4 separate regions of the Homo sapiens genome follow, and regions 1, 2 and 3 are each linked to region 4. A link is a loop called in an ENCODE intact Hi-C map of the cell type or tissue named here. Cell type or tissue: Caco-2. All regions are shown on one strand. Each heading gives the region's core, and the rest is flanking DNA. Links, peaks and the distances in the headings are about the cores only. Region 1 overlaps LOC124901750 (a long non-coding RNA gene). Region 2 overlaps CALD1 (caldesmon 1). Region 3 overlaps LOC124901750 (a long non-coding RNA gene). Region 4 holds the start of LOC124901750 (a long non-coding RNA gene).

Region 1 (5,969 bases), core at 677-5,676, 210 kb after region 4:
CAAAGCAAAAGTTCTTGAAGGAAATTAAACTCTAGGGAACACACAAATGATAAGAAAGTGAAACAGTGTTATTGCTGATATGGAGGTTTTAGTGGTCTAGATAGGAGATCAAGCTAGCCACAACATTCCCTTAAGTCCAAGCCTAATCCAGAGCAAGGCTGTAACTCTCTCCAATTTTATAAAGGCTGAGAAAGGTGAGGAAGCTGCAGAAAAAAAGCTTCAAACTAAAGAGAAAAAAGTTGGAAGCTAACAGAGGTTGATTCATGAGGTTTAAGGAAGGAACGTGTCTTTATAGCATTAAAATGCAAAGTGAAGCAGCAAGTGCTCATGTAGAAGCTGCAGCAACTTAGCCAGGAGATCTAGCTAAGATCATTGATGAAGGTGGCTACACTAAACAGATTTTTAATGTAAATGAAACAGCCTTCTATTGGAAGAAGTTGCCAACTCGGACTTTCATAGCTAGAGAGAAGTCAATGCCTGGCCTTTTCTTATCTTTCATGGCCTTGATATTTTTGAAGAATAGACATTATTTTGTCAAATGTCCCTCAATTTTGAGTTCGTCTAATGTGTTCTTGTGATTGAACTCTAGTTATGCATGTTGTGTGAGACTACCATGAAATGATGCTATGTCCTCACTGCATCAAATTGCAGGGCTCATGATGTTGATATCTTATTACTGGTAGTGGTAACCTCGATCACTTGATTAAGTTGCTTTCTGCCAAGTTTCTCCCTGGTAAAATTACTGTCTTTCTCTTTGTCGTCAATATTTTAGGGAAGGTATTTTGAAATGATTCAAACTTTATTTCGACTCAAACTTTCACCCACTAATTTTAGCATCTCTTGATGGAGGATGTCTGCAAGAGTTATTATGGTGGTATTTAGTGAAGACTTTTTGTGTTTTTCTTTCATTTTACATTTATTAATTCAAATTCTATCACAAGGAAGAGCTGTCCCATCTCCCCTATTTATTTATTTATATCAGTATGAATTCATGGAAGCTTATTATATTTTATGGTTTATAATCCAATACTATACTGTTGACTCTTGAATACCATGGGAATTAGGGCCACTGACCCCCATGCAGTAAAAAAATCCACTTATAACTTTTGGCTCCCAAAAAATTTAACTACTTCCAGCATACTGTTGGCCAGAAGCCTTCCAGAAAACGTTATCAATTAATACATATTTTGTATATGTATGATATACTGTATTCTTAAAATAGACAAAATAAAATGTTATTAAGAAAATTATAAGGAAGAGAAAATATGTTTACTATTGATTAAGTGGAAATGGATCATCATAAAGGTCTTCATCATCGTCGACTTCACACTGAGTAGGCTGAGGAGGACGAGGAAGAGGAGGTGTTAGTCTTGCTGTCTCAGGGTGGCAGAGGTGGAAGGAAATCCATGTGTATGTGGACCCTCACAGCTCAAACCCATGTTGTTCTAGGGTACACTGTATTTATTTTGCTGCTCTGATTGTTCCAGGTTTGGCAATTAGGAGCTCCTTAGTGATTGGCTGCTGTGTTTTTGTTTGTTTTTGTTTCGTGGAGCATTTTCTTACTCTCTGGCACTACAAGATATTCCAAGATCATCTTGTTTATTACTTGCCCTAGCCCTGGAATCAGCTATTTCTCCAAGGAAGCTGGTTCCTTTTATTGCAGAATGGTGTTTGAAAACCAAAATCTGAGCATTAGGTGTGAAATTGGCTAAAATTTCTGACAATTTCATGTTGGTGAGAATGCAAAGTAATAAGCTCATAGGAATTGGTAAAACTAATTTGGAAAACAATTCGGCATTAGCTGTAAAGTTGTAGGTAAGTACACTTCATGAACCAGTAATTTCATTCCTAGGTGAATACCTTGGAGAAAGTTTGGCATATGTACAGCAAGAGTCATATACAGCTTTGTTTATGATAGCACAAAACTGAAAATCACCCAAAAGCCCAGTAGTAAGAGAACAGATGAATAAAATGGAGTACTGTAAGCTGTGAAAATGAATGAACCACAGCTATACACATCAACACGGATAAATCTCAGATACATAATTTTGAGCAAAAAAAAAAAAAGAGAGAGAATGATTTCATTTACATAAAGTCCAACAATATGCAAATAAATAATGTATATATTTGTAGGGATGCATAAGTGATAAGATGATACAACTAGAACGAAAAGGAAAATTATTACAAAATCCAGGTTACAGGTTGGGTATGGTGTGCAGTTGGGCTTCAGAGATACTGGTAATATTTCTTAGCTGAATGGTGGGTTAATCACATTCATTTTATTTAGATCATATATATGTGTGGAATATTGCATAATGAAGAAGGAAGTGAAGAAAAAGTAGGGGGGAGCTAGGGGAAAGGAAAGAAAATATAAAGAGGGAAGCAAGAAAAGAAGGGCAGGAAGGACACAGGAAGGGAGAGAAGGAGGGAAAGAGAACCAAAAGAGCACTCCTGTATGTGCTGTGGTCTTCGGATCCGGTGAAGTTCAGATTGTGACACCAAATATATGTGTGTCTTTAGATGAGCCACTAAACTCTAATAAGCCTCAGTTTTCACACCAGTTAAATTGGAACAACGTGCTCTGGCCTGTGTAGTTCACACTGTTATTGTGAAGATAAAATGGAATATTTACATCTATTATATTTATACCTATTATATCTATATAATAGCACTTCAAAAAGTGTCCTACAATGTAAAGCAAAAAGAAAAGTAATACATCAAGTTATCATCTTGATTCCTAATGCCAGATATGGTGTATCTCGATATTTACATGTAATTTCATATTCAGTGACTATTTAACTTACATCCCAGTCCTTTCTCAACTAAAATATAAAGAAGAAAGCAGACATTTTGCTATGCCTTTCACAAAGGTTAGTTTGCTCTTCTGACAAAATTTATAGAAGAGCAGCTTACCGAAAACATTCTGAACTCTCAGGCTGTGGAACCTGAGGTATTTGCTCGTTCTGGAAGGGTAATGTTGGTCTGCTCTCTGGTGGTCAGAGAAGAAAGCACATATGAAGGGGTTGTCAATCCGGTCTCAGTTTAAAAAAATACATTAATAATCAAGATAGCAGCTACCATAATTTATTATGTGCCAGGTTCTGTGCTAACTACTTAGTTCTCATTATCTCGTTTAGTCCTCACAACAACCCTGAAAGATATACTACATCACATTAGCCTCATATTTTTAGGTGAGAATTTAGGGTCACAGAGATTTGAATTAAATGGCCCATGGTCACCAAGTGAGTGATGGACAGATTGCCTCCTCAGAGGTGTCTGTGGCCAAAAGCCCACACTCAGCATCCACCTCAAATGTCTATTGGACAACTGAGATCTCCTTAGAGATCTTAACATCTTGTGGTACTTTAATTGTCTCATTGTCCCTCTTCTTTACTTGGAATAATCATCTTCCCTGTATTTTGACCAGACCCCAAACTGGCTACTTCTAGCCTCCAACTTCTCTAATTACTGACTCTTTATCTTTTGCTTGCTTTATCTTCTATTCTATTAATTAAATTAATTAATTGATTCTTTTATATTATGTAAATAAATAGTATTTACACCATATAGTATTTACACAATAGAATATTTAATATTTAGCTATTCTTTAATTTCTGAAATAAAAACCTACTTGGGCACAGTATATTTTCTAAATATACTGTTAGATTCAATTGTTACATGTTTTATTCAGGATTTCTTATCTATTTTTATTTGAGAGCCTGGTCTGTAATTTTCAATGACTGTTAGATTGTAATTCTAGGTTATTCTAACCTTGTGAGATGAATTGCAAAAGTTCCTGGTTTTGATGCTTTGACATAATTTGGATATCATGGAAATGATCTACACTCTGAATGTCTGATAGGGTTTTTTTTGCATAGTCATTCAAGCTTAGAGATGTTTTATAGGGTAGATCTTTTCATATGCTGTTCACCACCTCACCTTTTCCCTGACCTCTGCTGCTAGCTGGTCTATTCCTGTTTCTTATCTCTTCTTGAATCAATTTTGTTAATTTGTGTTTTCTGTATAATCAGCCATTTCATCTAGATTTTCAAGTTTATGGCACCAAAATTTTATGTTGTATTTTCTTATAATTTTAAAATATCTGTTTTCATTGTACTTATAACCCTTTTGCTATTCAGGTTGCCATCCTTTCTTATTGACTGCAGTAACCTCCTGACTGGTCTCCCCACATCCACTACTTTTCTCTGTGTATCTACCTCATCTTTTATCATTCCTTGCTGAATCCATCTATAGTCAAATAGAGCTATAAGATCTTAACTGCAAACCCACACATCAGAGAAAGCTATTGAAGTAGCAAGGTGGTTGTAGTCTCTTGCTAGCAGATCTGTACTACAAATCACAGCTGGGAGCTGTGGGACAGAGTCCTGTGCCCATTCTTGGGTATCCAGAGTTGTCATTATGTCACTTTCATCTCTAGCTTTTCACACACACACACACCCACACAGACACATATGTACACTTGCCCTTCACTGCTCCCTGCTGTACCCAGCCTAGCTGCATCTATCCAATATACCCTGCCTCCATAGCTCACCTCTGTTACTGGAGGAAGTGAGGAGGTGCTGTATAGGTTATCTTGGAAAAAACAAGTACAACACCTGATGACCAAATGGGAGTCCACAGTGCTACAAGCAAACCTTCAACCATGTGACAACCTTCACTAAACAAACCACTAAAGAAACTCCAATCCAGTTCTACTCAGGCCCACTCTGAAGGGAGGTGGATAAATCCAGAGATAGCAGTCAAATCTTGACTGCTTTAAAACTACCCCCAAATCAGCAAAACATATCCACCTTTTAGAATTTCAGACCCCAGCCTGACTCACCTCATGCATGTACACCTCTCTTTTTTCTCTTAACCTCTTTCATCACATATTTACCATTTATAGCTCTTAGACACCATGACTTTGATGTACAAATCAGCTCTTTCTTGGCCTCTAGCTAGAGCTGCTTTTCATGTTTAATCCTGAGCAGTATTCATCCTTAGCAACTGAGGAAGTTGAGCTGTATACATACACAATGACTGTGTCCTTACAGTATGAATTATTTTTTTAAACATACAATTGAGGATGTATAGTCATAGAGAATGTGCTTCTTTCAACAAACAGGTTATGTATGAAGTAATCAGTAAAGAAGAAAACAATTGAATCCAAATAGAGTATTTTTTCTCCTTCTTTGTGGTATGCAATGCCATATACTTGAATAATTGATATTGACTCAGTTCAGTGGTGTAGTGTGATATAATACGCAAGCATGGCCTGGAGTCAGGAGACTTTAGTCTACTCCTATGATCTGTTACAGTGGCTGTGTGACCTCAGGATAAGTCTACACGACCTTGACAATCATTTTAGCATAGTAGTTTTGGATCCCCAAAAGTGCATAGGTGCTTATTCTTTGATGAATAAGCAATATGAAAGAGATACTGTCCTTGTTCTCAAGAACCTTATTATTTTATGAAAATACTACTTATTTTAAGTAATTAACTATAAGGAAACATTTTCTCTCTTTTACCTTTAGGTGTCAAGCTCTTCTAGCCCCTTTTACAGTTAACTTTTCTCCATGTATTTTGCTATCTTTCTAGCCCTCAGAAAAATAAACATGGTATAATCATGGTTTAAGAAACTAAACCAAACCAAACCCTGTTACCCATGGTTTATTATTCACATCTCACTTCCTTTTTTTTCTTCCAAAGTCAAAACCTTCAGCGGATATAGAGAAAAACATTCTATTCCATTTACTGCTAGGATTATGATGGACTAGATAGAATGACTCTCCCACTACAATATGACTGAAGCCTGGATGAATTTCAAATATAATTTTTAAAACACTGCTACTGAGACATTTATTCCTCCTGATGCCAAATACATGGTGTCTTTTCCAGTATCACTTCTCCAGCTCTCTGGACACCAGCTGAGTGTCCACTCATTCAGTTCAGTTCTAACACTAACAACC
Region 2 (5,969 bases), core at 396-5,395, 95 kb before region 4:
GCTAAATAAGTCCTAATACATCCATCCAGTAGAATCTAATATCATTAATTATAGGCTTATATTTATTGGCATAGAAAGCAAGCTATGACACATTCTTATGCACAGTGCAAGAATCAATGTAAAATTATAAGTATACTCACACACGTATATACTACATATAAATATACACACGTGTGTGCATTTATCTTGAATATTATATACATAGATAAATATCTGGAAAAAGTGTTACTGCTAGTTATCTTTGGGTGGTGGGTGCTTATTTTTATTCTTCTATTTTCTGAGCGTTTTTATAATGAGTATTTTTTTCTATAATCGGAAAAAATCTTTTAATTTCTACCTTCAAAAATAAAAAATCAAAAAACCATTTTGCACTTTCTATAAAACCCTTGGTATAATTTGCATCGCTATATCTTGCTCATTGAATTGAGATTTTTATGTCATGTTTTAGAGAAAACGAGTTACAAGAAAATGCAGATATCAAAGGGAACAGTAATTAAATCACACATAAGCAGCTATGCTCAAAACAGGAGCAAAAGTTTTGTTCACACCACCTCTGCCTATGTGCATGACCTCAGCATTAGGGTGCCACTTAATGTGGAAATCGTTCCATAAAGTTCTTTCTCCCCGCACCCCACCCCCACCACCCTACCCCCGTCCTTGGCTTCCTTAGGTGTAAGTCAAGATGAGTATCAGGCCTTTGACCATTAAGAACACAGCTTGTTTTCAGTGAAGCTGGTAGGTACTAAACTTACCTAAATAGAGGCTAGGCGGATACTCTCTTCCTCTCTCCTCATTTTATATGTATATGGAGCAAAACTATACTTCTCTACTTCAATCAGCGTGAACTTCTAATTGAAACTAAAACTCACATACGTTGGTGGCTAAACAAAAATAAATAATATGGTAGCAGCTTGTTCCTGTATTTTTTTTTCCTGCCCAAAATAGAAAAATTAAGGCCAGAGTCACACGTAAGTGTTCTTAGCACTTAACTTGTCACCATCTCTTGTGACTATTCCTTTCTTCGAATTACCCAGCTTTTTGGATTTCTACACAATAGGCATGTTAATTATTAATTTGAGCTTTGAAGCTTGTTGGCAAGTTTGCTAATTGTTAAACAGACTTTTTTCTACTGACAGATTTTCTTAAACGTTATTTCTCTTAACAAAAAACTTATACCTTAAAAGAACCTTATGTTTACAAGACATCTTTTAAACTATTAAAAAATAGTAATATTAGGTAATATTCATTGAACACTTTTCATGAACCTAACACTATTCTAGGGCTTTAAAACATTAAACTACAGACACTTCAGCAAGTTTTAGACTCAACTTACCAACCTGAATCAACTCGCTTTGTAGATTTTCTATGAATGTTCAATAAACTTAATTTTCACATCTATTCTCTTGGCAATCCCAAGTAATATCTATAGATTCTACCTTTCTTACACCTTCATCATTTTATTTAGATCTTTTATGTACACCTTTTCTTCTGTGAGCTTTAGGTTCTCCTTTGGATAAATATGAATAGGTTTCTGCTTAAATTTACGTACAAAAAAATTGTTTTGGGGCAACCGTATTTATCCATCTTAGCCTCTTGGATGAGACTGAAATATCCATCCCTAGTAGCTCCGCCTGCTTTTGAATATTACAAAGGCTTTGGTGTGAGGAGCATGTCAGATTTCTCCCTCAAACCTGCTTGATGACTTTCTTATTTGAAGTGTTCAGAAAAACAGGGTCACTAGGCAAGCCTGCAGCCAAGGAACAAGCCCGGGGAAATCCACATTGCAGGGACCCAAGACTCCTCTCCGGCACATCTGGCACAGCAACCAGTGACAAAACAGAGGTTGGAATTTGGCCCCAGTGGTTGGAGAGAGTGTTTTGTGGGGAAGGAGCACAGGAATCACGTAGCCAGCCCAGTGTCTGCACCTCAAGTTCTTCTACAAAATTGGTAGAGAGCTCTCAGGATTCGACTGTATTTAGAAATGAGGATTTACCTGAATATACTGGTCTCGTCTGTCTGATAATCAGTTGCCCAGATTTTCAGTTTGATGGGGTAAGGGATTATGTTGAGGGGAAAGCTCAAGCTATACAAGAGAGTTTTTCCAAACTGTATAAAATAGAGCAGTAGGTCCATACCTCTCACTCCCTCTTAGAGACTTCCAATGAAAATGAACATGAAGGGCTCTCAAAGTCATGTGGTAAAGAAATCTGAGGAATTTAGCTTAATCCAGTGTTTCCCAAGTATTTCGCCACAAAACAATCTTAGTCTTATGCAATATTTATTTACAACCTTTAGAAAATGCATTCTTGAAAATGGTACTGAGAAAGGTCTCTTAGGAAGGTGGTCAGACCATATAGAGAATCATTGAATGACATGAATCCCAGTTATAATGTTTTCTAATACACTAATCTCACAAAAGGTCAGTGAACAAAAACATGGATGCCAAGCATGATCTGCCTTTCAAAATAATGGGAAAAGCAGACTAAGCCCTGTCTGAGCGATGACTGCTGGTCTTCTGTTAGTGATATAAGAACTGGACCTGCTGACTGAGTATCTCTAAGACAATGGCTAATGACCTCACAACAAAAGCATGCTGCCTGCTTAGCACGTTTCTGTCTGGAAGCACAGGATGGGAAGACTGACTTTTTTTTTTTTTTCTTTGCATGTGAACACAGTTTCTATTAACTAGTTGCTACTTCTTACCTGAAAGTATTCTCAGTATGTTTAAGTTTGTGGGTCATGAATTCTCCATTCTGCGACTTAACTTCTGTAAATCCCTTCTTTCGATCCATGAAGCTCTTAACTTCTTCTTTGGGTTCTTTGTCCTTTTTAATCTTTTCATCTTTGATCTAACCAACAGTACATATCAGGAAGAAACAGAACAAGAAAAATCTTATTAGGTTTTGGTTGGTATCATCAAGTAAGACCCAAAATTGTTAGGAAGGCAGAAAACTCAGAAAGAAACCACTCAGATGTGGTAGAGTTGGAATCAGGTGAAATTCTTAGAGAATGAGCTATGGTCCTTTAGCCTGTGAACAAACACCTTTACCACAATTTTAAGAAGGTAAGATCATCCCTGATCTCACTGAGGTTTTTATTTTCAAGAGCAGTGGTAGTACTATTGTTTGGAAACCACTAAGTTCTGGGAACTTCATGTAAAAGTAGCTGTTTGCAGTTCCCACTGGGAAGAGCAATTATTAGGATGGCTTTGATGGAAGAATGACCACGTTGCTTAGACAGGTTTCTTCCTGGATGGTGAGAGAATCTGTGAGAGAGACACAAATGGGAAAGAAAGAAAAGGAAACCTATCAGTTTAGCTAGATCTGCCAAACCAACTCTGGCGAAGACCAGTATTTTAATCAACTGAGTAAATTATGTCCCAAGGATGGGACATTTACTAACCCTACCTTTAGTAGGAGGATCCAAAGATATGTGGGGTCTGTGAGAACATGTCTGTAGTCATCTAAACCATTAAAGTTAGAATGGAATAGGAAAAATTCCAGGGTTTACCTTGATTTCCATTGTCAATAAAAATTTAGTTCTCTGGAAGTAGTTTTGTGGTTGTGGTGGGAGACATAGGAAGATGATATATGGAGGGCAGGTGTTAGCTTTCATATTTTGTGCGTTTTGTGTTTCTTTCAGTAAGTGAGACAGATTATTTAAAAGTATACTGAATTTACATAGCTTTTTGTGGGGGAGGGGGTAAAGGAATTCAAATCACTTCACTTATATCATCTCATCCATTCTTAAAAGATGAGTGTGAAAACAGGTGAGGTGCATTCACGATGGTTCTTTTCAAGACAGTTACAAACCATGAGCATTCTAAAGAAATCCAGAGGAAAGGTAGGCCATAAGAACTCAGGACTTTAGGTGTTGTGGCCTAGGAGGTTCTATCCTGACCTGATCACTCACCTCTTCTCACCTATTCTTCAGATACTCTGTGAAGATTTACTCCTAAAGTGCATTTTTTTTTTTAAGAGACAGAGTCTTGCTCTGTTGCCCAGGCTGGAGTGCAGTGGTGCGATCTCAGCTCACTGCAGCTTCCACCTCCCGGGTTCAAGGGATTCTCCCGCCTTAGCATCCTGAGTAGCTGGGATTACAGGCATGCAACACCACACCCAGATAATTTTTGTATTTTTTAGTAGAGAATGGGTTTCACCTTGTTGGCCAGGCTGGTCTCAAACTCCTGACCTCAAGTGATCTGCCCACCTCGGCCTCCCAAAGTGCTGGGATTACAGGTGTGAGCCACTGCACCTGGCCTAAAGTGCATGTTTTACAAAGCAGAGCACAGTTTTTTGCTCTTTATTGATAAGTTTTAAGTCATTTGATTGTCTTCTTTGGGTATTATCTGATTAATTACTAGGGATTCACTTCTATGCTGCCCTAATTAGTTAAGACTTCAATCTTTCACCATGGGGTATATACCTAGGATGTCCCTCGGACACACTGAAAATGGGGGCTGTACTTTGCCATTCTCTGCAAGAGCTTTGTCTGTAAATCAGGAAACCTGACTTTTGGCTCCAGTGCTGACAACAAACTAGTTGTGTTACTTGGACAAATCACTTGACTGCTCTGGGATGCTGGTCCCAAGTACGTGAAAAAATGCGGTTGGACCAGATGATTCCTTCCGAATTTTTCATCCTGTCATTTCCCTCTTGGGTCCTCATGGGTCATGAGAGGCTACAGAAAAAAGGAGCAAGCTCATAGCCTGAATGACAGCTTCACTGTGGCTCCCTGATGGCTGTCCTTGCCCAAGAATATATCAGTATTCACTGGACAGGAAGGAGGAAACAAAATATATTCTCATTTTGGCCTATTGTTGTTAGACTTAGCCCCAGAAACCATGGACTGGAGTTTATGTTCTAGTTAAGAAGCATCTGTGGCTCCAAATGTGAGGGAAACCCATTTTAGGGATAACCATGAAATAAATTCCGAGTAGGAGCTCACGGTCTGTGGAGCACTACGCATGGAGACATTCCCTTTAACTCATTTATCCTATGTTGCAGTCAGAAAAATTTCCATTCTCCCCAAATGTATTATATCTGATTTACTGGTCCCAAAAGTGTTTAAAATAGATTTGTAAGATGATACATGTCTAACAGAAAAAAAATCCCCCCTTTTTTCAAGCTCTGCCTTTATTGGCAAAGGCTATAGTGGATGGCAGGCTTATATTCTTTTTGGAAAACCTTAGAAACCTTGTCAATGTAATAATGACGATTTGAGTTCAACTGAAAATTATTTTCTCTTTCTGGGAAATGAATAAATAAAGTAATTCCGTAGAGCCTTTACATTTTTTTTTAGATGTTATGGCAGATTTAACCCAAACTCATGGGATTCTGAGCCCCCTGGGAAAGGCATTAGATCTTATAGGTCAGACTGTTACCATGGAGAACGTCCGTGCTGAAGGATTAATAGATAGCCGGGTATCCTGAAAAAGTTTGTGTGCTTCATACACAGATAACATTAGCATACTCATAAAAAAGGCTCTGGCCAAATGGGATCATTTGGGTTTTGAAACTCTAGATATTTGGGATATCCAGTGGAATAATACATGGGGATGAGGTGGGGGATGGGAATTCAAATGACAGGCCCTTGTGCCAGAGAGACACTCAGAAAGTCAAGCAAGCAAGAACTGAGATGTGTCTCGAGCATATTTTGCATTATTTGGTTCCAGAATAGCAACAAGAGCTGGGTGTAGCTACTGTTTCTCAGGCTGGGTTTTACGTGCTTTTGTTAGCTTCATAAGCCCCAAATCCTTTCCTGGGTTCAATTTCTATAACATGGACGTCTTCTAGACTCCTCGCTACTACTGCAAGTTTGGTCCACGGACAACATGGACCTCATGGAATCAGATTCTGCATTTAATAAGACTGCCAGGTGATTTGCATGCACACTAATGTTTGGGCAGGATTGATCCGCATGACACGAACATCACTTTTAATACCTCAGGAGCAGCTCGGCTAGAAACT
Region 3 (5,969 bases), core at 268-5,267, 120 kb after region 4:
AATGTGGACTTTCTAGTGACAACAGTGGCTGAGGAGCACCAGATGTGGAGTGATGGTGACTTCAGGGGTGAGCTGTGACGTCCAGCATTATCCTCACTAGATGGGCTCTGGAGCAAGATTTTAGCTGTGGTCCTGGCTGCTGCCAGGCCTCATTTGTCCCTGTTCAATTTCTAAGCCTGGTTTTGAAGTCTGTGAAATACACAATACCCTTTTATTAAATGCTTTTTCTGCTGAAATCAACCACATCTGTTTGAGTTGTTTGCAATTATAAAGCCCTGACTAATACAACTGGTGATACAAATTTTTTTTTTATGGTGATGGCTAGAACTGCCAGCTGTCTGCCAATGTTCTCCTTTTTGTCCTTTTGTAACATAATTCTGTATTTCAGCTGTATCCCTGGCAGCATCCGTGTCCTGATCTTTATATATATATATAATATATTGTATATTATATATCTAAAGCTATATAATATATATTATATATCTAAAGCTATATAATATATATTATATATATAAAGCTATATAATATATATTATATATATAAAGCTATATAATATAATATATAAAAAGATATATATTATATTAAGTTATATACATATAATATATAAAGATCAATTAAGATTATATATGCTAATATATTAATATATTCTTATATATTTATATATGCTTATATAGTTATATATGCTAATTGTATTATCTGAGTCTTTTCTGAATCAGTTTCAGCTGATTTTTCTTCTCCTTATGTGTTGTATTTCTCAGCTTTTTTTGCATGCCTGGTAATTTTTGGTGGGATGTTAGCCATTGTGGATTTTATCTTGTTAGGTGCTGAATAATGGTGTATTCCTATAAGTATTCTTGGGTTTTGTTATAAGATTCAGTTAAGTTACTTGGTGTATTAGTCTTCTAATGCTGCTGTAACAAATTACCCAAATTTAGTAGCTTAAAACAATAGAAATTTATTATTTCACAGTACTAGAGACCAGAAGTCTGAAAGCAAAGTGTCATCAGGGGACCCCATAGAGGTTTTAGAAGAGAATTCATTCCTGACCTCTTCTAGCTTCTGGTAGTGCCTTGGCCACGTCACTCCAATGTGCCTCTGTCTTTGTAGCACCTTCTCCTCTGCGTACATCTAATCTCCTCCTGCCTCACTCTTATGATGACACTTGTGGTGGCATCAAGGGCCCAGCCAGATAATCCAGGATGTTATTCTCATGTCAAGATCCTTAAGGTAATCACATCAGTAAAGACTCTTTTTTCAAATAAGGTGACATTTATAGGTTCCAGGGATTAAAATCCAATGTCTTTGGGCCACCATTCAGCCCATTGCCCTTGGAAATAAATTGATCCTTTCAGGTCTTGTTTTCAGCTTTGTTAGGTGGGACAAGAGCACTGAAGAGTGATATTTGTCAAGCACCAACTGTTAGAATTGGGGGTACCACAGAATCTAAGGGTGATATTAATGCTATACATGCTCAGGAAATTGAGGAATTGCAAATCCTGCCCTAAATCACCCACTTTTGAAAAGCCCTTTGAGAGAGAGATGCATACAAATTATAAAACAGACAAAGTGACACTTCGTTTTCAGGATGGTTTGGATCCCACATGGAATGTAGAATCCAGGGAGATAGGTTGAACCCATGGACACCTCCTTTTGTTCCATGGATGACAGGCCTGAGGAGAGATATCACTGTCAATTTCTGCACTAAGATCCAGAAATATTGAATTAAGGAAAGGCTTACTTTGAGGCCTTGAATAGAGCTAGTCTGGGCTGTCCACATAGGTACTCAGGCCAGGGCTGTGGCCCTGGAGAATGGTGTTTGAGGAGTGAAAGAGATTACAGTTCTTTCTGGCTGTCAGGAGCAATCCCTAGGCCACCTCATGTCATCATTCTCAGAAATTAAATAGAAAAGGGAGGCCACAAGAAGAGGGGGTTGACTGCACCCACCTCTTGGCTCCTAGACACAGGGAATTAGCTGAAGCTTTGCAGAGGAAGAGAAGGATGCAGAAGCCAGCCTCCTGGTTAGGCACAGGACCTTGTTCTCAGCACACTGATGTCCCCCTGGGTGTGAATGGCTGATACACGTTCTTAAGGCCATCCAACCTCAGAAGAGGAGGGAGAGGGCAGTAGAAAGGAGGAAGGAGTATGGAGCTCCCCCTGGAGGAGTGCTGGCTGAAGCATACTGGATTGTTCTAAATTCACTTTCCTAATCTTCCTCTGTACCTGTTTCACAAGCAATGAAACTGAGGCTTAAAGAAGCTAAGGACTTTGGGAGACAGTGTGGTATAGAAGAATCGTGGACCTTGGAGTCAAACAAACCAAGAGTTCTTTAGCCAGCTACTGACTATATGATTTAGCTAAACTATTTTCATGTGCTATTGTAAAAATAAAGTGAAATCATATTGCATATGCAACACTACCATCAAGTCTGGCATACAGTAGGTGTGCTGTAATCTTAGTTATTTTTCCTTTCTTTGTCCAAGGTCACAGAGTCAGTCCACAGCTGGAGGAGCTGAGGTTCAGACTTATATCTTTCTGAGCTACAACCCCAGGCGCTCTCCCCTCAGTGATGCCTTTCTCTCAGCTTCCCCTGAATATTAAACCTAGGTTCCCTTCTCAAAGGCCTTTCCCAGCTAAGCTGGTTAATCTTCATATCCAAGAAACAAGAAGATGGTTGCTAAACAACCCCTTTTTAGGGCTAGAGTGCCTTCCCTTCCCTAAAGTGTATTCACTCTCACCTCCGGAGAAATATAAACACGCCTTGGTGAGGGGCTGGAACTCGAAGCTGGCCAGGCTTGCCCTTTCCCAGTGATTCTTCAGGCTCACAAGGGAAACCCTTGAAGGGAATCCCTCTGGGCAGCAAAGTCCATCCCTTTTATGGACAGATTCTCCTGCTGCCGCATAGCAAACCCTGAGCAAATTTTTGGCATGCAAGAGGCCCCACATCTTTTTGTCTAAAAGGCAAATATGCTTCTCTGAATTCATAACAGCAGCTCAGTTTTAAAATATTTTTCAGATCCCATTGAACGCCTCCTCTATCCAGGCTTTTCTCAGACTCAATAAACAGTAGGATTCTAAAGCCAAGAGAATCCCCCTACTTCCAACATGATTTTGTCCAACTGGCTACCTCTAAACTAGGCTTTCTCAACCTCAGCACTATGGACATTTGGAACAGGTGCATTCTTTGCATTGTGGAACATTCAGTAGCATCCGTGGCTTCCACTCATTATGTACCAGTAGCACCATCCCAGACTGCCCCCAAAATTGTGACAGTCAGAAATATTTCCAGACATGCCACATGTTCTCTAAGAGACAAAATCACCCCCACTTGAGAACACTGCTTTAAACAGACCTGGAATGAGGTTTAAAACTGGTTTTGAGCTTGCAGTTTTCTGCAAAAAAAAAAAAAAAAAAAAAAAAAAAAGTTACCTTTTCTACTGTACTTGACAGCTTGAGTCATTAGTGAATCAAATGGGAATATTGGGGGTATTGAGTATGGCTGGATTTAAGGGTGCCAAGAGCAGTGGTATATAGCATGATATTGAGCACTACCTTATTTCTAACTCAATTAATGTCAGGACAAGAGGACCAGGGTAGGGCTCTGAGCCATACTAACCCTAAACTACCCAGAAGATAGACAGAATTTTCCTAAGGGATTAAAAATCCTAGGCCAAGATGCAGAAACTGCAGAGAAACTTCAGATTACCCTAAATGCCCTTTACATATGTGATCTCATTTAATCTGTGATATGCCTCGAGGAGGTATAACAGTTATATCTTTTTACGCAAGAACTGAAACTCAAAAAGATTGAGTAATTTATCCAAGGTCGGTCAGCTGATAACTGATAGAGATGAGCTTCATACTCAGGCTTAGCTGTGGGGGTGATAGTTAATATTAGAAACCAATCCGTGTTAGTGCTTCCCTTGGCTGGTTAGAATCCTGGTGCCTCTGGAATCACTACAACCCCAGGCAGCTGGTAGGTCTCATCCTGATAGCTCTCATTCTAGAGCAGCTGGGCTCTCTGACAAAGGCCTCTGGAAATTCAGCCCCAGAAGTTAACTGTGAGTCCCATTTTCCTAAATTCAAAGAAAAGCTGACTTGCCTTTCCACTATATATCTAATAGAAAAGGCCTCCCAGCAGGGACTGTGGGTAAATGGAAGTAAAAGGATAGCAGAAAGGAAAGGTGGAGGGGGTGGAATAAGATGTAACAAAGGAGTGAGAAATAAAACTACGGTAGAGGCCAGGCACGGTGGTTCACACCTGTAATCTCAGCACTTTGGGAGGCTGAGGTGGGCAGATCACGAGGTCAGGAGTTCGAGACCAGCCTGACCAATATGGTGAAACCCTGTGTCTACTAAAAATACAAAAATTAGCCAGGTGTGGTGGCATGCTCCTGTAATCCTAGCTACTCGGGGAGGCTGAGGCAGGAGAATCGCTTGAACCTGGGAGGCAGAGGGTGCAGTGAGCTGAGATTGTGCCACTGCACTCCAGCCTGGGCGACAGAGGAAGATTCCATCTCAGAAACAAACAAACAAACAAATAAATAAATAAATAAATAAATAAACAAAATCGAACTACTGCAGAATGCACAGCACAAAGTTGGAAAGATGAGAACACTAAAATCAAAAGATTAGAAGAAGAAGAAAAGAGAAAAGAGAATGGTGAAAGGGTAAGAGAGGAAAAAAGTGGCAAAGAGAAGAGAAACTTGGCCGGAGGAAAGGAACAATAGAAGAGAGGGAATCTGCTCCAAAGTCATCTTTGTGGCTATTGACTCCTGGTGAGCTTTAAATTTGAACACGACCTGTGAATAACCGGCAAGGTGTCTGTGCACAAATCATACAGTAAAGACTTCCACGTGTTAGGATCCAGCCATTCTAGGATATTCACTTAACTAGAATGTTTTAGCTGTGCTCTAGCTTTAAGAAAGAGAAAAACCATCAGAGGAAAAAGCTACAGTCAGGGAATGAAAAGAAAAACCCCACCATAGATCTTCAGGGTAGAGTCACACTTGCTTAGAGCCAAACGGAAACCCCATCACAAAGTATTGAGACTGCGTTCCATAAATTACACAGCACGAGCTACCCCACTACTATCAAGTCTTACCTATGTGATGAAAAATATTCTTCAAGTACTGACTCCAAATCTGATAGGATATTGTGGTTACCATATGTTGATCATTTACCAGTATTCCTACAGCAATAATGTTGCAAGGAATACCATCATCTCCATTGATGGAGATGGAGACACTACCGCCAAGAAGGGTGGAATAACTGGCCTGAGGTCACACAGCTAGTCACTGGGATTGGCTGTAGACCCCCTCGGTCTTTCCCCTAAACCACATCCACCCTTCACCCCCCCACCTCCCCTAAACACACACAGCCATGGGGTTGTATTTTTTGCTATAGTAGAACAGTAAACCCAGTAAACTGTTCTACTATAGCAGTAGAAACCAGCAGTAGAACAGTAGAAACTGTTCTACTATAGTAGAAACCCAGGAATTCTAAGTTTTTTAATCCACAAAGGCTGAAACAAAATCATGCCTTGTGCTCAATTCATAGAATTGCAGAATTCCAAGGCTGGCAGGACTCCAGGGTCATGAAGTACCCCATCCTTTTTTTTTTTTTTTTTGCAGATGACTTAAACCAGGCTCAGTGAGTTGAAAGGCCCAAAGTCACTGCAGTTAATCAGAAAATTAAATTAACTGAAAATCGCCGTTCTTGAAAATATCCTATTCCCAGGCATTTTCTTGCACCCCTAAGGGGAACATTCTTCTCTTCCAGAGGGCTGCTCCACTGCTCTTGCCACAACTGTGGGGGACACAGGGAGGCCACAGAGCCTCCTGTTCCAGCGGCCTATAGCGAATATCAGGAACAGCCCCAGGCTGTTGGGCTACAGGTAGGGAGAAGATTCAGAGGGTCTGTTAGGCAGACCACAGCTTTGCTAAGAAGTTACATGGCAAACACCAAATCAC
Region 4 (5,969 bases), core at 294-5,293:
TATGCATATTTAAGGAAGGTGCTAATGGTGGTCACAGGCTTCCCTCATCAACCCCAACTTATAATTGCATTTTAAAATTTATAAACCATTAGCCAATAATGGGAGACAGTTAGCTAGATTCCCGGAGTCTCTCATAATAACAAATGTCTTTATATTTATAATTTTGTAATTCTGTGTGAAATCAGATTCAAAATCATGGTATCATATACTTATGGGAGGAATTCTTTGAGGAACTTGGAGAAAATACTCCTAGAAGAGCTTCTTCATTAGGGCCCAACATGAATGCAGTATGTTTGCATTCATTCTCGTCTGCATCCTGTGGATATGGTGAAATGCTTTCCCCCAAACTCAGGATGCCCCATTCCATGATATATCATATTTGGTCATTAAAGAACAGGATTCATTATTAACATTGGCCTTCTTCACTGCTCTTTAGCAAAGTGTTTTCAGCCAAATATATTAAACTAGTCAACTGCCCTTTTCCCCTGTCAGTAAAACAGCCAGCATCCTGAAATCACAGCTCATTTGTACCACATTGGCGTGAATATTCAGACTTCATTTGTCTCTAGCTCTTAGAGGCTGGTGTTAGAGTGCGTGATGGACATTTTGTTTTGAATTAGCGAAAGGGAGGAGGAAAGAAAAAATCCAAGTTATAAGTTTGGGCTAAAATATGTTTCAGGGAATGCAGCTCTGCCTTTTCCTCTAGGAAACGTCTATTAAAAAAAAATCCAGATTTAATTTGGCATTAAGTTGAGCCTGGGATACAGAGAATAGTAGGAAGGAAAATGTCTTAGGGCTTTTTTTTTTTCCCCAGACTGTTTGTTCTGCTTAAGTCCTATTTGAGTACTGTTGCACGGCGTGGTATGAGATGTTCACAACTTAATCCTGTTAGGCATCCTAAAGCAGAGTTCAGAAGCAATTGAGTCTGTGTCCTGTAACTGTACAAATGCTATTCCAGTTGGAACCTTAGGAAAGGCTTGATAGTTTTTGGTTCAAAGCTAAATAGCACAATCATTCTTTTCTCTTTACTTGTGTACTCACTTGCGCTTATGGGGAAAAAAAGCCTGGAAAGGAGTTCTAGACAAGAGCTCCTGGCACCGTTGTGTGTTTTTCTCCCTGCTGTATCCCCCTTCTCAGCACAGTCTTTCTCTGTCAATGGTCATGCCAGGCAGAAAGGTGTGTTTTCATGGAGGTGCCTCTTAAGACCAGGTGCAATTCCCTGGCCGGGGAAACACGTTTATTTGGGCAAGGTTACTAAAGCTGCACGTGGTGGTGTTGGAATGTCCTCTACCCTCTTTACTATGGAGGTTTCCAGAACGCTGGGAGTCCCATGGGACCTGTGACCTCGTGTCCCCTCAATCCTTAACCAAATCTGGACTATGCCCAGGCTCATTGTGGACTTTTCTTCTCATATCTCATGACAAGGACCCTGAGAGTGGTCTCCTTGAGAGGAGACTCCCAGGGAAGGGAGTGGATTCCAGACCTTCTCCCATATAAGCCTAGTTCTACAGCCACTACTAAAAACCCACAGGAAGGAATCTTAGTTTAAGAAAGATCCCTTCAGATCCTACTATAAAAAGCTTGGGCCCACCTGAACCAAAGGAGACTAAGGACTTTGTCAAGGTTTCCAGGGAGGCTCATTCTGCAAAACTCAAGAAAAGAAGAAGAAAATAAAAACCCAAGCTTCTCTTTCCACTCCATCTGGAGCTTCGACTGACTTCAAAAATACTGGCCCACAGTGGTTATAAAATCTCCCATTCGAAAACAAGGGCAAAGCCTTCGAAGTGCTTACAACTCAAAGCACTTCTTTTACGTGCTCATAGGAAAATGATCTTTCTCTCCAAGCCCACGAGCTGACTGAAATTAATGAAACACAGTCGGGAGGCACCTATGTTGGCCACTGGCCATCATTCATTGGAACACCCCAACTAGACCATTCATGGATTGCAAAGGGTTTCCTCTTGCTTTCAACATTTCTCATTTGATATAATTAGTAATTTGCATAAAATCACTGACCCAAGTGTCACTGACATTTTGGGTACCTTCGAGAAAATGGGCATCTTTTTCCTGGCTACTCCAAGAACACAAAGAGGAAAGTGTGGAAGTGGGTTCTTGAAGAAAGCTGGTATCTCAATGTACATTTAAAACAATTGGGTGAGGAGGGGGAATAAAGAAATGCAGGAGGTGGCTTCCAGATCTCTGATAGCCTCTTCTGCTCATAATCAGAAAATCACCCTGAAGCTCAAGGGTTTCTACTAAGGAAGGAGAACTAAGGGAGAGAGAAGAAACATAAAGCAAGGAGAGAACTTAAAGGAAAAGAAATAACACTTTGGAAAATAAAAGAGAGATGAATAAATACCTTTACCCCTTTTATTTGCATCATGCTAGCAGGGCAAATTAGGGAAATTCAGCCCAGGGGTAAATATGGCTCCGTGAGAAATGACATTTGATGGTGAGGCCTAGAGAGGGGAGGCTGGTAATGACTGTCAGGGGCCATGGCCTGGCCCCTCCACTCTCTGGTCTGGCAGGGAAACCCTAAAATACTGCCAAAGCTTATTCTGGGGAACAGGTGGAGTGGGACAATCAGCAGGGGACAATGGACAAAGGAGGGAGTTCAGGGCAAAAGAGGCACAGCCCTCCACCCCTATCTGGGGCCTTTACTGACTAAACAAGATGATGCTCTGTGACCATAGCGTCACAGCCACCTGACCCTGAAAACGACCTGCCTCTGTCTCTTTGGTCATTAAGGATTCTCATCCTGGCCTCCCCTCCTGTCCATTCTGATCAGCTCTGATTGGCTGATGAAGAAAATGGGCCCAAAGGAAGTTTGTCTAAGATTCCCTGAGCAGGCAGCAGGGGAGTTGGACAATGACCATAGGTGGAGTTAGCTAGAAGGGAGCAAAGGTGGGTAGGAGAAGGCTCACAGGAATGGTTTGGGGCATAGCCCCCAAAAGACAGGACAGAGAAGGAACAAAATAGGTCCAAAAACACTAGGGGAGAAAAAATAGACACACACATTAGCTCATCTACATGTTCTCACACAGCTTCATTAGAAGTATCGTGCAGTGTTCTTCCTCTTGGACGGGTCCTTCTCCTGTTATCTAGCAGGAAAAATTTCCATACACAATTTCTGATGGAATCTTTAAGCCACTGCTCCTCTCCCTCTACACAGTCTTCCTTGGTGGCCTCATTCATTGACACACTGCTGCTTCCTGCCTGTAGGTGGTGACTGTGAACATCTCTGGTTCTCACCTGACCTTCAGACCTGCATATGCATTGTTTTCTAGACACATGCCCTTGCATGTCCCACAGGCTTCAAACTCAGTAAGTCCCTCTTGGATCCCCGAACAGTTTTCTTGTGGAAAGGCCACCTTAACTGGGGCATGCTTGTGCTATTTACTATTTCCTACCTCTGGGAGAAAGGTAACTCTCCTGCTATTAGTCAATCACACCTTTCTTTCAATTTTTCTCCTCAGCCTTAACTTATTTCTACCTGTCTTGGGGGGCAGGAAGTGAGGAGAAAGCATCTTTAATACTCATCATTTGGAGACAGTCTTAAAGCAAATAAATTGCAGGTTCAGAGGCTGCATCTAATCCTCTTTCCATTCATTCATTCATTCATTTAATAAATATTACAAAATGTCTACTGTATACAAAACCTCCTCTAGTGCTATGAGAGATGTAAAAGGCACACTCTCTGATTTCAGAATTTATAGAATGTCATAGGGAAATGAGAGCTGTACCCAAATGATTATAATACACTCTAAGAACTGCAGATGCTCTGAGAGTAATGTAATCGCTAAAAGAGTTCAGGAGGGGAGAAACAGAGGGAAGCCCACGTGCAATAAACAAAAAGTCAGCATATTAGAGAGGGAAAATGATGGTGGCAGCATTATGGGCTGAATGGTATTTCCCCCAAATTCATACGTTGAAATCCTAACTTTCAGGATCTCAGAATGTAACCGCATTTGGAGATGAGTTCTTCAAAGAGTGATTAAGTTAAAATGAGGTCTTTAGGGTGGGCCTAATCCAATATGACTGGTGTTTTTACAAGAAGAGGAAATTTGGGCACAGAGAGAAAGACACCAGACAGGTGTGTGCCCGGAGAGAGGACCACGTGAAGACACAGGGAGAAGGTGGCCATCTGCAAGGAGGGCCTCGAGAAATCCACCATGCCAACACTTTGATCTCAGACTTCTACCCTCCAGAATGGTGAGAAAAGAAATCTCTGTTGTTTAAGCCACCCAGTCTGTGGATTTTCACTATGGTAGCCTGAGAAAACTTGCATGGGGGCAACAGATAGAATTTTGAAACAACAATTGCCTGAGTGGTGTGCTGAACTCCTGAAGAACTTTTCTACCTACTGGAGCCAAGCTCAGCAAAACTGTGAATGAGTGAAATGCCCTTTGGTTTCTCCATCCTCTAAAGTGGAAATCCCCTCTTTCACCTCCCTAGGTGGTCCTTGTTCTGGTAGAAGTTTTCCTCCCAGGTGAGAGAGATTTGTTGAAAGTGAGGGGTACTTAGCACTCCTGAGATCACCAGTGTTTGCACAAAGGTGAGCTTATTCACCTTGGAAGGCTGACTCATGTTGTCTTTATTGATTCAAGTCACTAGCATTTTTCACAGGAAGTGAAGACTTCATGATTGATCCAGGACTGTTTTGTGAAAGATATTACATTGCAGGAAACATTTAAAAATAAAGCAAAAAAAAAAAATCAGATTACAAAACAGGATAAAAGACTTGATAGATCCTTCAAAACTTGATAGATTCTAACTGATTAATTAACTGGCAAGTAAAGTAGGAGGGCCACAGCAGAAAAACTGGTTTCTCACAGTGCATCTTCAGATGTAAGAATTTAGAATATCAGGCACAGAGGCTGTGTAATTCCTAAGAGCAGAGCCCAAAGTATTAATAAAACATAAACTTTACTCACAGGTCAGCAATCAGATGTCTGAGCCTTCTGGTTGGTCACCAATCCCTGTGGAATTTGATTTGATGATCTTGAAATGTTCCAATGATACCTGGAATAAAAGGAGGATGGAAACATAATTCAGTTGAATGAATTTTAGCTAATACAGACTATATATTTTCAAATATCATTTCTTCCTCAAGTACTGTTGTTAGTTAGAATCTAAAGGGAGAAGTAAGGCAGGGGTAGAAATAGCTATTGTGCATTTGCATTTTAAGGAAAATACAGTTATCGCAAAGTCCATCCATTTATTCTGAATAAATTATTCTGGAGAAGGAGGTATAGTTAAGACAAACCCAGGGATAGTATCTAATTGCCAAGTTTCTTTTTCACTGCTCCCAATCCCCTCAGTAATTTTATTTCAAAATTTGAGAATGAATAAAGGGAAACTGAAGGAAGAAAATGTTATAAGTGGAAAACTTTTTTGGTCTGTAGTGTCTATGTATGTCCATGAACTACCTTGTTAGTGAGACAAAGACAGAAAGGCTTTCAAGAGAAAACATAAAATGAATGGCAGAGTCACTAACAGTGGAGTTTGTCTTCAGATAATCTCTTTCCTTTCTATTTTCAGATTTAGGGTCTAAGGGCCAGAGAGTTGCTAAAGCTCTTACTCCCTGTTTAAGATCTTTCTCTCCCATCAGTTACCTCGCAACTTCAAATAGACGCCCGGGTGAACCATTCCTCCCTTGAGCCCTTTAAGCCATAGCTTTTAATGCAGTGCCCGACACACAGATGCTGGCTGCCCTGGCTCAGAAGCAGTTGCCAAAGGTCTCTGCAGGGAAAGCTGAGTCTAGACCGGAGGTAGTAAGGAAGGAAAAGGCCCAAGATGAAGGAAGACGGGAAGGGAGCTGGGCCCTGTTAGGCAAATGAGCCTGTCTTCCTCCCCGAGTCCCCATTGCAGCCAGTGGCAAACAGCCAGGCACTAGTTATTGCTCCTTTGATTTAACCATCTCCTCGGGCATGGGGAGAAATGAGTTTTATATGAAAACATTTACTATA

The links. A loop is a pair of places that touch in the nucleus more often than their neighbours do. Peaks named below come from ENCODE experiments on the same cell type or tissue, not always from the same donor. Only the 100,000 strongest peaks of a DNase experiment are listed, where the experiment ranks them.
Region 1: a loop joins it to region 4, with 10 times the contacts of the local background. A loop is called at or near these places in 7 of 110 quality-filtered maps.
Region 2: it touches region 4 in a loop (6-fold over the local background); 3 of 110 quality-filtered maps call a loop at or near these places.
Region 3: it touches region 4 in a loop (2.4-fold over the local background); 3 of 110 quality-filtered maps call a loop at or near these places.

What each region holds. Positions count from the first base shown.
Region 1 is chr7:134,630,163-134,636,131 of GRCh38, reverse strand. All of the region lies in intron 1 of LOC124901750 (a long non-coding RNA gene), which reads left to right. Among named protein-coding and RNA genes, the nearest start is that of BPGM, 14 kb to the left of the region's middle. RefSeq lists an enhancer at 1-86. In Caco-2, for the core only: a CTCF peak has its summit at 3,026 (motif pointing left); no DNase peak of the experiment used is centred there; H3K27me3 peaks cover 115 bases.
Region 2 is chr7:134,937,972-134,943,940 of GRCh38, reverse strand. It overlaps CALD1 (caldesmon 1), which reads right to left. Exons shown (of 15, transcript NM_033138.4): 7 at 2,704-2,849. Among named protein-coding and RNA genes, the nearest start is that of AGBL3, 46 kb to the left of the region's middle. RefSeq lists a silencer at 5,827-5,969. In Caco-2, for the core only: no CTCF peak of the experiment used is centred there; a DNase peak (open chromatin) is centred at 2,580.
Region 3 is chr7:134,720,987-134,726,955 of GRCh38, reverse strand. The region is part of intron 1 of LOC124901750 (a long non-coding RNA gene); the gene reads left to right. It also overlaps a transcript of CALD1 not described here. Among named protein-coding and RNA genes, the nearest start is that of CALD1, 56 kb to the left of the region's middle. In Caco-2, for the core only: a CTCF peak has its summit at 2,160 (motif pointing left); a DNase peak (open chromatin) is centred at 2,125.
Region 4 is chr7:134,842,937-134,848,905 of GRCh38, reverse strand. CALD1 (caldesmon 1) reads right to left here. Exons shown (of 15, transcript NM_033138.4): 2 at 4,935-5,022. LOC124901750 (a long non-coding RNA gene) reads left to right here and starts at 5,022. Exons shown (of 2, transcript XR_007060537.1): 1 at 5,022-5,969. RefSeq lists an enhancer at 2,702-3,901. In Caco-2, for the core only: a CTCF peak has its summit at 3,264; a DNase peak (open chromatin) is centred at 3,235.